3 separate regions of the Homo sapiens genome follow, and regions 1 and 3 are each linked to region 2. Evidence: chromatin contacts called from ENCODE Hi-C or POLR2A ChIA-PET data. All regions are on one chromosome and are shown on one strand. The core of a region is the stretch at or near the end of the contact, and the rest is flanking DNA. Distances in the headings are between cores, read along the strand shown. Region 1 holds the start of WDR26 (WD repeat domain 26). Region 2 holds the start of EPRS1 (glutamyl-prolyl-tRNA synthetase 1). Region 3 holds the start of CNIH4 (cornichon family member 4).

Region 1 (3,577 bases), core at 798-3,297, 4.4 Mb before region 2:
AGAAAGACTGAAAGCAACCTGTGGTGAGCAAGACAGAATTTGGATTTTATTCTGTAGGTAATGTGGTGTTACTGAAGGTTCCTCAGTGTGTAGAGTGGTATTTCAGAATTGTTCATCTGCACATAGACCTGAAACTTGGCTTTAGAAAGACCTAAAGACCCAGAGTTCAGATAACAGATTCTCAAGCTGTGTTTTAGTACAGAGAAAAATGTTCTGTAAGGGACTTTATAAATTCAGAATTCTAACACGAGCAGTGTTGGTTACCTAAAAATTAGAAAAACTGGAATATAGAGTTTAGATAGCAATGGAATCCAATTTATTTTTCATCATTTTACTTTTGTTAATGAAGTGTGAGCTTTGTCTGTAGCTGCCATGAAGTGACTGATTTCCTTTATAAAACCTACAGTCTTTATTCAGAAGCAAGTCTTCAATGTTGCTATGGGCCTAATAAATTATTATAAACCATTTTGCAAAAATTAAATTTTGCCTAAACAACACTTTTAATAATAAGGTTGTCTAAAGTTAATATACAAACAGGGCTCTCTGAGGGTGTTAACTATCTAGTAATTCAGGCTCTGCTGGATACAGTGACAGAGCTCTATGAACCTCAACTAGAACTCAGGTCGGCCTCAGGTGAATATAAACACTGTATGTGAGTCACCTTGCAATTACAGCTGCCACCTGGAAGCAAATTTAAGCAGTAAGAACTACAAAACCAAATCCCTGTAAGATCCTGCATTGACCTTCCTCTTACTTCTTCCTGTCTGAGGATCCATAAACCTCAGGATTCTTTACTAATTTCTCATCAGCATCATTTTTTATTGTATTTCCAAATTTAAAAACAACTGTCTCCAAAGGCCTCAAAATTACTTTCAGTTATTACTATAATAAATATCAGCGATGTATGATGTATTAATTAGAAACTAAGGTGTTTTTTTTCCCCTCCCCACAGGAAAACTACTTCAGAGAAAGACTTTAAATTTCTGAGAAAATCTTTATACATATTGAGTATAGATGCTATCAACCACATACATGAAAATAATTGTTTGGGGATAATGCACACCATTTGCCAATGATTAAGATTCAGCCCAGTCTTTGTTGCTGCATTTCTACATTCACATAAATTGGTAAGTCATGATGACACAGAAGGCTCACATGCCACGTAAAAATTTCAAGCCTGGATCTGAATGGGTGCCTGAATCCTTCTCAGAATGCATATTTTGGAGGCAACTGTTTGGTTTATGTTACTGCTCCCTAAACTGGGCAGTGACTCAAGAGGCAGCTGGAAGAGAGAAGGAGGTGCTGGGCAAGTGCTAAAAAAGAGTGAAGCCTCAACAGCAGAGTCCCTCCCCTTCTCTACACACCACACAGCCTTTTTGTGACTTCTTGTCCCCATAAGATATGCTCCTCTAGACTAACTCCCCTTCCCAGGGTGGAGCAGAGTCTCACCGGCTCATTATCTCACAGCTCCCGGGATGGCCCCGGGTACAGCAACTGTGTGGCACTTGGCTGTGGAAATTCAAGTTTTTCCACCCTAAAACAAGTAGGTTGTGAAACCCGATTTCGGTCCTGGTTACCATTGAGAGGGGCCTACCACAGCCCTGTGCCTGGAAGTTCCTGCCTGTCGAAGCTCCTAGCCCCCTGCCCCATCCTCACCTTCTGCACCTGATGGAGAAGGTGCAGTCCCTCCGCGCACCTTACATGCCCATGCCACACTGGTGGACTCACGCACGCACGCCAACTCTGCCATCCCATGCACGCCCGGCTTCGGAGGGCGGCTACGAACTTACTGCTCGTCGAGCCAGCCGAGCCAGGGCGCAAGGGGAAAGGCCCGAGCGGGGCCGGGGATAGGATCGGATAGGAGTCGGGGTCGTGGATGGGGTCGGGGCGGACCCCGCCGGCCCGCTGGCCTCCCTCCCCTGACCCCCGGGACAGCCCCCGATGCACGTGCTGGGTGACAGGCCCCCTATAGGTTCCATACCTGCCACCGGAAGTGAGTGAGGAGGGCAGTATAGGCATTTCCTGTGACGCGAGCGCCTGGACTCCATTAGGCAGCAGCTGGGGGAAGAATCAACACACCAGGGAGCAGAGCGGAGCGGATCCGAGGACAGAGGCGGCAGCTGCCTCCGCTGCCGCCCGCCGCCGCCGCCGCCGCAGCCACTGCCGGGGCTCAGCCCAGCGGCGGGCCCCGCGCCCCCGCAGCCGCCCCGCGGCGCCCCCCGGCGCGACCCCCGGGCCGCGCACCCCGAGCTGCCTCCGGGAGGGGGGGGGGAAAGGGCCCGGATCCTCCTTCTCCCCCTCCTCCTCCTCCCCCTCCTCTCACCCTCACCCTCACCCTCCTACCCTGACCCCCTCCCCGCCTCCCCGGCCCCCCTCACCCCGACCCTCTCCCCGGCCCCCGCCTCCCCTCCCCCGCCTCGCCCCACCGGCTTCCCACCACGGCCTCTCTCGGCGAGGAAACTCTGGCCTCCGCTTCCTCCTCCTCCGACTCGGACACCGGCGGAGCCTCCCCGCCCCCGCGGAAGAAACCCCGAGCCTCGGCGGCGGAGGGAGTAGGAGAGCCCGGGGCTTCGGCAGGCAGAGCAGGCCTCTCCCCTCCGTCCTCGTCGTCCTCGTCCTCCTCCTCCTCCTCCTCCTCCGTGGTGGTAGTGGTGGGACTTCCCCCGGCTGCTGCCCCTCCCGCCGCCGCTGCTGTCCCCCACCGAAGTAGCGGCCACAGCCTGGTCAGCGGCAGCATCATGCAGGCCAATGGGGCAGGAGGAGGAGGAGGAGGTGGCGGCGGCGGCGGTGGAGGAGGAGGGGGCGGCGGGGGCCAGGGACAGACCCCGGAACTCGCCTGCTTGTCGGCCCAGAACGGGGAGTCGTCCCCCTCGTCGTCGTCGTCCGCGGGGGACCTGGCCCACGCCAATGGGCTCCTGCCTTCCGCCCCCTCCGCCGCCAGCAACAATAGCAACAGCCTGAATGTCAATAACGGGGTTCCCGGCGGGGCGGCCGCCGCATCCTCAGCCACCGTCGCAGCTGCCTCCGCCACCACCGCCGCCTCCTCTTCCTTGGCCACCCCAGAACTGGGCAGCAGCCTCAAGAAGAAGAAGCGGCTCTCCCAGTCAGATGAGGATGTCATTAGGCTAATAGGACAGCACTTGAATGGCTTAGGGCTCAAGTAAGTATCCCTTACCGCCAGCTGGTGATGGACAGACCGAGGGACGGAGGCTCCAGGGGGGTAGGGGAAGGGGCGGAGGGGGGAGGGGGGCTTGAAAGAGCTCGGTCAAAGAGAATGAGTGCTGGGCACGCAGGACCCAGTACACAGGAGGACGCGGCTCAGGGCGACCGGGGAGGAGGAGCGGACCTGAAAGGAAATAGGGGAAAATCAATCAGTCTGACAAATTGTGAGACGAGACAGGCGTTGAGGGGTTAGGAAGGGTTAGGAGAAACCCAAAGAATGACTTCTCCCCACGCACCTTCAGAGCTTAATTGTCTGTCAATAAAGACAGATGCGGGAGTGTGTTTCTGTATGTGTTGGGGGAGGGGTGGATTAGAGCTGGTGGAAATAATGAACCTTGGAGGATTTGTTTTTCAA
Region 2 (3,313 bases), core at 741-3,240:
AGCATCCAACAAGATGGTAACTCTAAGACCTAAGACTTTCTGCTATAAGTCCCACTATCCTGAAAGTAGGCTTCTTTTTTTTTTTTTTTTTTTTTATTGAGATGAAGTTTTGCTCCTGTTACCCAGGCTGGAGTGCAATGGCGTGATGTCAGCTCACCGAAACCTCTGCCTCCCAGGTTCAAGCGATTCTCTGGCGTCAGCCTCCCGAGTAGCTGGGATTACAGGCATGCACCACCACACCCAGCTATTTTTTTGTATTTTTACTAGAGATGGGGTTTCTCCATGTTGGCTTGGCTGGTCTCAAACTCTCGACCTTAGGTGATCCGCCCGCCTCAGCTTCCCAAAGTGCTGGGATTACAGGCATGAGCCACCGCGCCTGGCCTCAAGTCTCATGGGAGATGTAATCTAAGGGGCCCTCCCTAATGAAAACAAGGATGTCTTGGGGAGGTTAAGAAAAAGTGTAGGCGAGGATGTGGTTGAGATGGTTCTTGGAATCCATCCCGGGTCCCCGTACTTTAACACCAGCCCTTGAAATATGGGTGCAGCTCACACACACGAATGTGTGTATACACCTTGGAGTATCTCTGGAGCTCATGCATGCACGTCCGTCACAAAGGATTTGAAAGGGAGAATCAGATGAGACGCTGAAAAAAACACCTGTGGACTCCATGATTGGGGGCGGCATCGGAGGGTTTTTTTGTTTTGTTTTTTAGATCAGGTCTCTCCCTGTGTCGGCCAGGCTGGAGGGTAGTGGCTACTCACAGGCAAGTCCACGGCGAGGCCACTACAGCCTCATCTTCCTGGGCTCAGGCGATCCTGCCTCAGCCTTCTTAATAGCTGAGACTACAGGAGCGCGCCACTGCGCCTATCTGCAGTGATTTTTTGTTTGTTTTGAAACGGGGTCTCAGTCTGTCGCCCAGGCTGGAGTGCAGTGCCGCGATCTCGGCTCACCGCAACCTCCTCCTCCCGGGTTCAAGCGATTCTCCTGCCTCAGCTCCCCAAGTAGCTAGGATTAAAGGTGCGCGCTACCATTCCCGGCTAATTTTTGTACTTTTAGTAGAGACCCCCGTCTCTACAGTTTCACCATGTTGGTGAAGCTGGTCTCCAACTCCTGACCTCGAGATCCGCTCGCCTCCGGCCTCCCAAAGTGCTGGGATTACAGGCCTGAGCCACCGCGCCCGGCCTCTGCTGTGATTTTTTTTTTTTTTCTTTTCGAGAAGGAGTCTCACTCTGTCGCCCAGGCTGGATGCAGTAGCACGATCTCGGCTCACTGCAACCTCCACCTCCCAGGTTCAAGCGATTCTCCTGCCTCAGCCTCCCAAGTAGCTGGGATTACAGGGGCCCACCACCATGCCAGGCTAATTTTTGTATTTTTAGTAGAGATGGGGTTTCACCATGCTGGCCAGACTGGTCTCGAACTCCTGACCTCAGGTGATCCGCCCGCCTACACCTTCTAAAGTGCTGAGATTACAGGCGTGAGCCACCACGCCCGGCCTGCAGTGATTTTTAAAGAGTCTTTTATATTTCCTTTAACCATTATTTTCAACACGCAAATAACTCTTGAAAATACGTTCTTGTTTTGGAAAAAAAAAAACGGGGGGGAATGTATAAAATAAACAACGAGAAAAACTTCTCCCATTCCCAACGTAATCATGGCTATCGTGTGTATGCTTCCAGGACTTTTCTTTTTACATAAAGACAGTGCATGCTTTTGTTTCGTGCTTCACATAAACGCCTATCCCATCTTAAAGATGGTTTTACAACCTGCTGTTTTACGACCTGCTGACTTGACGAAGTGTCGTAAAGTCCCGTCCACTTCAGCGTCTTTCCCACCGCAGCACGAAAGGCCACGCAGGCCGTTCTAACCCTGGCGGCCAAGAGGAGGGGTAGCAGGCTCTGGAACCTGCGGGCGGGGACGAAGACGGCGCGCGACGATGTCGCACCGCGGCGTGCGCGGTGTCGGCAGTAGCTGCGGCGCAGGGGCGGAGCGAAGGCTGCGGCGGCGTCGGGTACGCGCACACGTTGCATCTTCTTCCTTTCGCGGGGTCCTCCGTAGTTCTGGCACGAGCCAGGCGTACTGACAGGTGGACCAGCGGACTGGTGGAGATGGCGACGCTCTCTCTGACCGTGAATTCAGGAGACCCTCCGCTAGGTAAGGGGCCGAGACCAATGACCTGTGTGGGTTGCATCAGCCAGGGAGGGTGCAGGGCGTGGAAGGTCGCTGCGCCCCGGCTTTGCGCAGTGGTGGTCACCATCTGGGATGTTGGACCTGCCCCTCGCCCCAGAATTGTACGTGGAGGAGGCTCCGCACCCCTCGCCCCGTGTCCCCGGCAGGTGCATCTGCTCCTGAAGATGGTTTTCCCGGGCATGGAGGGAGGCGCAGTGTGAGCCCGGGCTAGACAACACGAGACTCCGCTTCGGATCTTTTTCTCAGAGGGATGAACTCCCAGTCAACTCACCTCTCCCTTTTTCCCCCGGAGAGCGAGAGTTGCTCGTGGAAATAAGATTTTAAAACTTAAAATCCAATAGTCGTCGCTTCTCTTTTAGCATTTTTCCCCCAACTCCTTTTCTTACCTCCTTTCCTGTCCTGTCCCTCCTCTCAGGAGAAATCCTCAGTTCACTTGAGTCAAATTTTCCTTACGTTTTATCGAGTTCAGAAGAAATAACCCAGACGAGCATATTAGCATTTAGGATTTCAACTGAGGCTGCATTTATTTTTAATTAAATGTGGTAGGGTAATTGGGGAAAACACCCAGGTACACTGTAGACTGATGCGGTTGCTTTTACTGCACCCTGTGGATGTGTAGTAAATTTCAGAGTAAACATTGGATCTGTCACCTTACTGACACATCTTAAGTTCTGTTTGGAATTATTTTTTCGACATGACCAAGATTATTGTTGGTAGATTGCTTAGAATTTCTGCTTTTTCATTACTTTGGGAAATTACACAGAAGAATTTAAGTAGTTTGCCGATTTTTTTTTTTCTTTTGAGAGTCAGGGTCTTGCTCTATCGTCCAGGCTGGAGTGCAGTGGCGCTTTCAAGGCTCACTGCAGCATCGAACTTCCGGGCTCAGATGATCCTCCCACCTCAGCCTCCTTAGTAGCTGGGACTACAGGCGCGTGCCACCATGCCTGGCTAATTTTGTGTTTGTGTCTTTTTTGGAAAGATGGCGTTTCACTGTGTTGCCCAGGCAGGTCTCAAACTCCTGGGCTCAAGCCATCCTGACTTGGCCTCCCAAAGTACTAGGATTACAGGCGTGAGCCACAGTACCCAGCCTGACCTAATATTTGTTAATGCATATGTATGATAATA
Region 3 (3,440 bases), core at 439-2,938, 4.3 Mb before region 2:
ATAATGTTTTAAGAAAGTTTACAAATTTGTGTTGGGCCACATTCAAAGCTGTCCTGGACCACATGCAGCCCGTGGGCCGTGGGTTGGACAAGCTTGCTCTAGTTCCTTATATCACAAGAGGGGCATAGAGGTCATCAAAACTTAGGCAAGTGATGCTGCCCTTTCAATCAGCTCCCCAAACCTACTAAAACTCAGAAATCTTGTCGTTAGATATCATCAAAGTAAAAACTGCTGCTCAATTGGGGAGGGTGGGGACACGAAGGCAGAGCAATATTTACTGAACATTAGCTATGGGGCAGGCACTGTGCTAGGGTGCTCAGCACCATTCTCATTGTGCATATCTAGGAAATAAACATTTCCTATTTTAAAGATCAGAAAACTGAGGCTTAGGGAAATAATGTGCAAGCAAAGAGCTAGCTGACCAGGAAATCTGATTCCAAATTTTGTCCCTTTCCACTACAACAGGATGCCAGTCCACAATGAAAAATGAAGCTGCACTGAACATATACTCTGTACGACTATCCTAAAGCCCGCATGCTCTAGCAAACAAATGGTTTAATCCGATCAGAAACAGGTACATGTGATTTCCAAGAAAGGAAGCTGAAATGCGGAGTTCCTCATACGTTTTTTCTTATATTTAATTACTTAAACCTGGATGGTGCAATACAACATTGGGCAACAACTAAGCCTAGATGCTTTGTCAAGAGATGGGAAGAGTTGTAGCCGACATGGCTACTGCAGTGCTAAATTCAACCACCATTTATTGCTCTGGAAAACAGTTTGAATACTGCAACTTAAGTTTTAACATGGATCGATAGAAAAATTTAAAAGCTGAGAAACGATTGGGAACTACAGCAGATGTAGTTATTGAATTTACAGATCTGCAACCACCGGGGACAACCAAAATAATCACTTTGTAGACAGTTGTTAAAACAACTCCTTTCCAACACTCACTACAAAACGGCACAGTGAAGGAAGCAACTTCGCTCCTTTGGCGAATGAGTCAACTCCTGGATGTGAAAGGTCCCTGCAAGTACTAACACCCGCCAGAACAAAGGGGCGGGTGCCGGGGGTGTTGCGTGGGGAACAGGAGGAGGCAAATGGCCCGCACTTATCCCGGCACCCGACTGTCGCAAGCGACCGCCCTTGGGACCCCCAATATCCGACGAAGAGCACGGCGCAGGGCCTCTCCCAGAAAAACAGCGACGCTTCTCTCCCGAGGGCGGCCGTGGCTCAGGCAGGGCTGGTCCGGGCGCCGCGGGGACGAGCGGAGAGCAGGCGGGCAGGCCGAGACGGGGCGCGCCCGGAGAGGCCCACTCGGACCCGAGTGAGGGGCGGCCGGCAACCCAGGCAGGGCAAGTGCGTGCAGGGCAGCAGGGCCCGTCGGGTAGGGCAGCCAGCCTCTCCTACCCGCTCCGGGGCCCGCGCCACCGCCCCGGCCAGGCCAGCTCCCAGGGAGCCCACGCCCGCCGCCGGGCGCCTCCCTAGTCCCACACACCTGCCCGGGTGCCCAACTGGCCCACCCTCAGCCGTGTCCCCCGGCAAGGCGTTCGCCTGCCTCAGGCAAGGATACGAAGTAGACCGAGAGGAAGATGAGCGCGCAACAATCGAGGAGAGAGAAGACGAACACCACCGCCTCCATCCTCCTCCTCCGTCGCCGCCGCTCCTTCCGTCAAACCCGCTCGGATGCCCCGACCCACCCCTGATAGGCCCTTGCCGGGGCTGGCTGAGGCGTGTGGTCCTCGAATCCTGGTGTGGCATGCCGGGAGTTGTAGTCCATATTTTAAAAAACTCTACGGCCCTAATTCTGACGCATGCTGGGAATTGTAGTTCATTAGTACAAGTCCATATCAAAGAGGTGGGCAGGGCCTCTTTCATAAATCCGATTATTTCCAGAAATGGAATTAATCAACAAGTATTTACTCAACGCTTTTCTTTTAAAGAGCTGGGGTCTTGCTCTGTCGTCCAGGCTGGAGTGCAGTGGCGTGATAGAGCTCACTATGACCTCGAATTCCTGGGCTCAAGCAATCCTTCCACCTCAGCCTCCCGACATGCCCAGCTAATTTTATTTTATTATTTCTCATTTTATTTTATTTTTTGAGACAGGGTCTCACTCTGTCGCCCAGGCTGGAGTGCAGTGGCATGGTCACAGCTCACTGCAGCCTCTACCTCCTGGCCTCAGGTGATCCTCCCACCTCCGCCTCCTGAGTACCTGGGATTACAGGAATGTACCACCACGCCTGGCTAATTTTTTGTATTTTTAATAGAGATGGGGTTTTTGCCATGTTGCCCAGGCTGGTCTCGAATTCCTCGGCTCAAGCGATCTGCCTGCCTCAGTCTCCCACAGTGCTGGAATTACAGGCCTGAGCCACTGCACCAGTCTCTACTGAACGCTTTTAATCCGGATATCCAGTAGGATGTATTTCCCATGTGTGAAATTTTCTTTAGAGTTGGCTCTAGAACCATTGCATTCCCTGACTTAGGATTTGTAAGGGGTTTTCATCTCAAAGCACAAATCTAACTTAATGCTCCTGGCTTGACTTTTGCGATTTGCCCTTCCCTTCCTGATTTCAATTTCTCCAGAGATTTCACAGTCCTTTGTTTATCCTCTCCTACAGCAATGTTTCTCTCCTCTCTAGATTTTAAGATCTTTAAGAAGTGAATACGATGTCTTACTCATCCATTCATTCATTTAACAAATACAGTTGTATTTGCAGGGGCTACTTTCCAAGACCCCCAAGTGGATGCCTGACACGATGGATAGTACCAAACCTTATGTGTACTATGTTTTTTCCTATATATACATACCTATGATAAAGCTTAATTTATAGATCAGGCACAGTAGGAGATTAACAAGTAATAATAAGATAGAACAATTATACTGTAATAAAAGTTATGTAAATGTGGTCTTTCTGTCTCAAAATATCTTATTGTACTGACCCTTCTTTTTGAGATGATGTATGATGATAAAATGCCTATGTGATAAGATGAAGAGACAGATGCAGCCTCTCCAGTGATTTTTATATTTTTCAGTCCAAATCTATTCTTACATTCATGTAACTATCCATTACTTGCAGTAAGTGGCTTGGTATCACTCGTTTTAGGGAATCCCTCACTGAAGTCTTTGTATAGGCTCAATACTTTCTGGCTCAACACGTTGCCATCAATTGGCACATGTTTTCTGTTCATGTCTTCCACCCACAAATGTAATGCCTCTTCCATCTTTTTTGTGGTTGTTGTTTTAGTTTTTCTGAGATGAAGTTCACTCTGTCACCCAGGCTGGAGTGCAGTGGCGCCATTTCAGCTCTCTGCAACCTCCACCTCCCAAGTTCAAGCGATTCTCCTGCCTCAGCCTCCGGAGTAGCTGAGATTACAGGTGCATGCCACCACACCCAGATAATTTTTTGTATTTTTAGTAGAGTTGGGGTTTCGCCATGTTG

What was found. Hi-C counts contacts between places; a loop is a spot of excess contacts on that map. ChIA-PET counts read pairs that join two places held with the same protein, here RNA polymerase II (POLR2A). Pooled maps may share reads with other maps.
Region 1: a loop to region 2 is called in a pooled map, with 11 times the contacts of the local background. The contact joins the promoter of WDR26 here to the promoter of EPRS1 in region 2. A Hi-C loop is called at or near these places in 1 of 37 single-sample maps with no recorded cell type and 5 of 50 pooled maps. POLR2A ChIA-PET finds 5 or more read pairs at or near these places in 1 of 52 experiments (BJ).
Region 3: a loop to region 2 is called in a pooled map, with 7 times the contacts of the local background. The contact joins the promoter of CNIH4 here to the promoter of EPRS1 in region 2. A Hi-C loop is called at or near these places in 6 of 50 pooled maps.

What each region holds. Positions count from the first base shown.
Region 1 is chr1:224,433,267-224,436,843 of GRCh38, reverse strand. WDR26 (WD repeat domain 26) reads left to right here and starts at 2,047. Exons shown (of 14, transcript NM_001379403.1): 1 at 2,047-3,160. The coding sequence starts at 2,439. It also overlaps a transcript of CNIH3 not described here. RefSeq lists an enhancer at 1,139-1,328 and a silencer at 1,669-2,068.
Region 2 is chr1:220,045,182-220,048,494 of GRCh38, reverse strand. EPRS1 (glutamyl-prolyl-tRNA synthetase 1) reads left to right here and starts at 1,990. Exons shown (of 32, transcript NM_004446.3): 1 at 1,990-2,152. The coding sequence starts at 2,107. RefSeq lists enhancers at 1,779-1,848, 1,909-2,238, 2,280-2,837.
Region 3 is chr1:224,355,127-224,358,566 of GRCh38, reverse strand. CNIH4 (cornichon family member 4) reads right to left here and starts at 1,688. Exons shown (of 5, transcript NM_014184.4): 1 at 1,574-1,688. The coding sequence starts at 1,642. RefSeq lists enhancers at 838-1,338, 1,896-2,035 and a silencer at 1,246-1,615.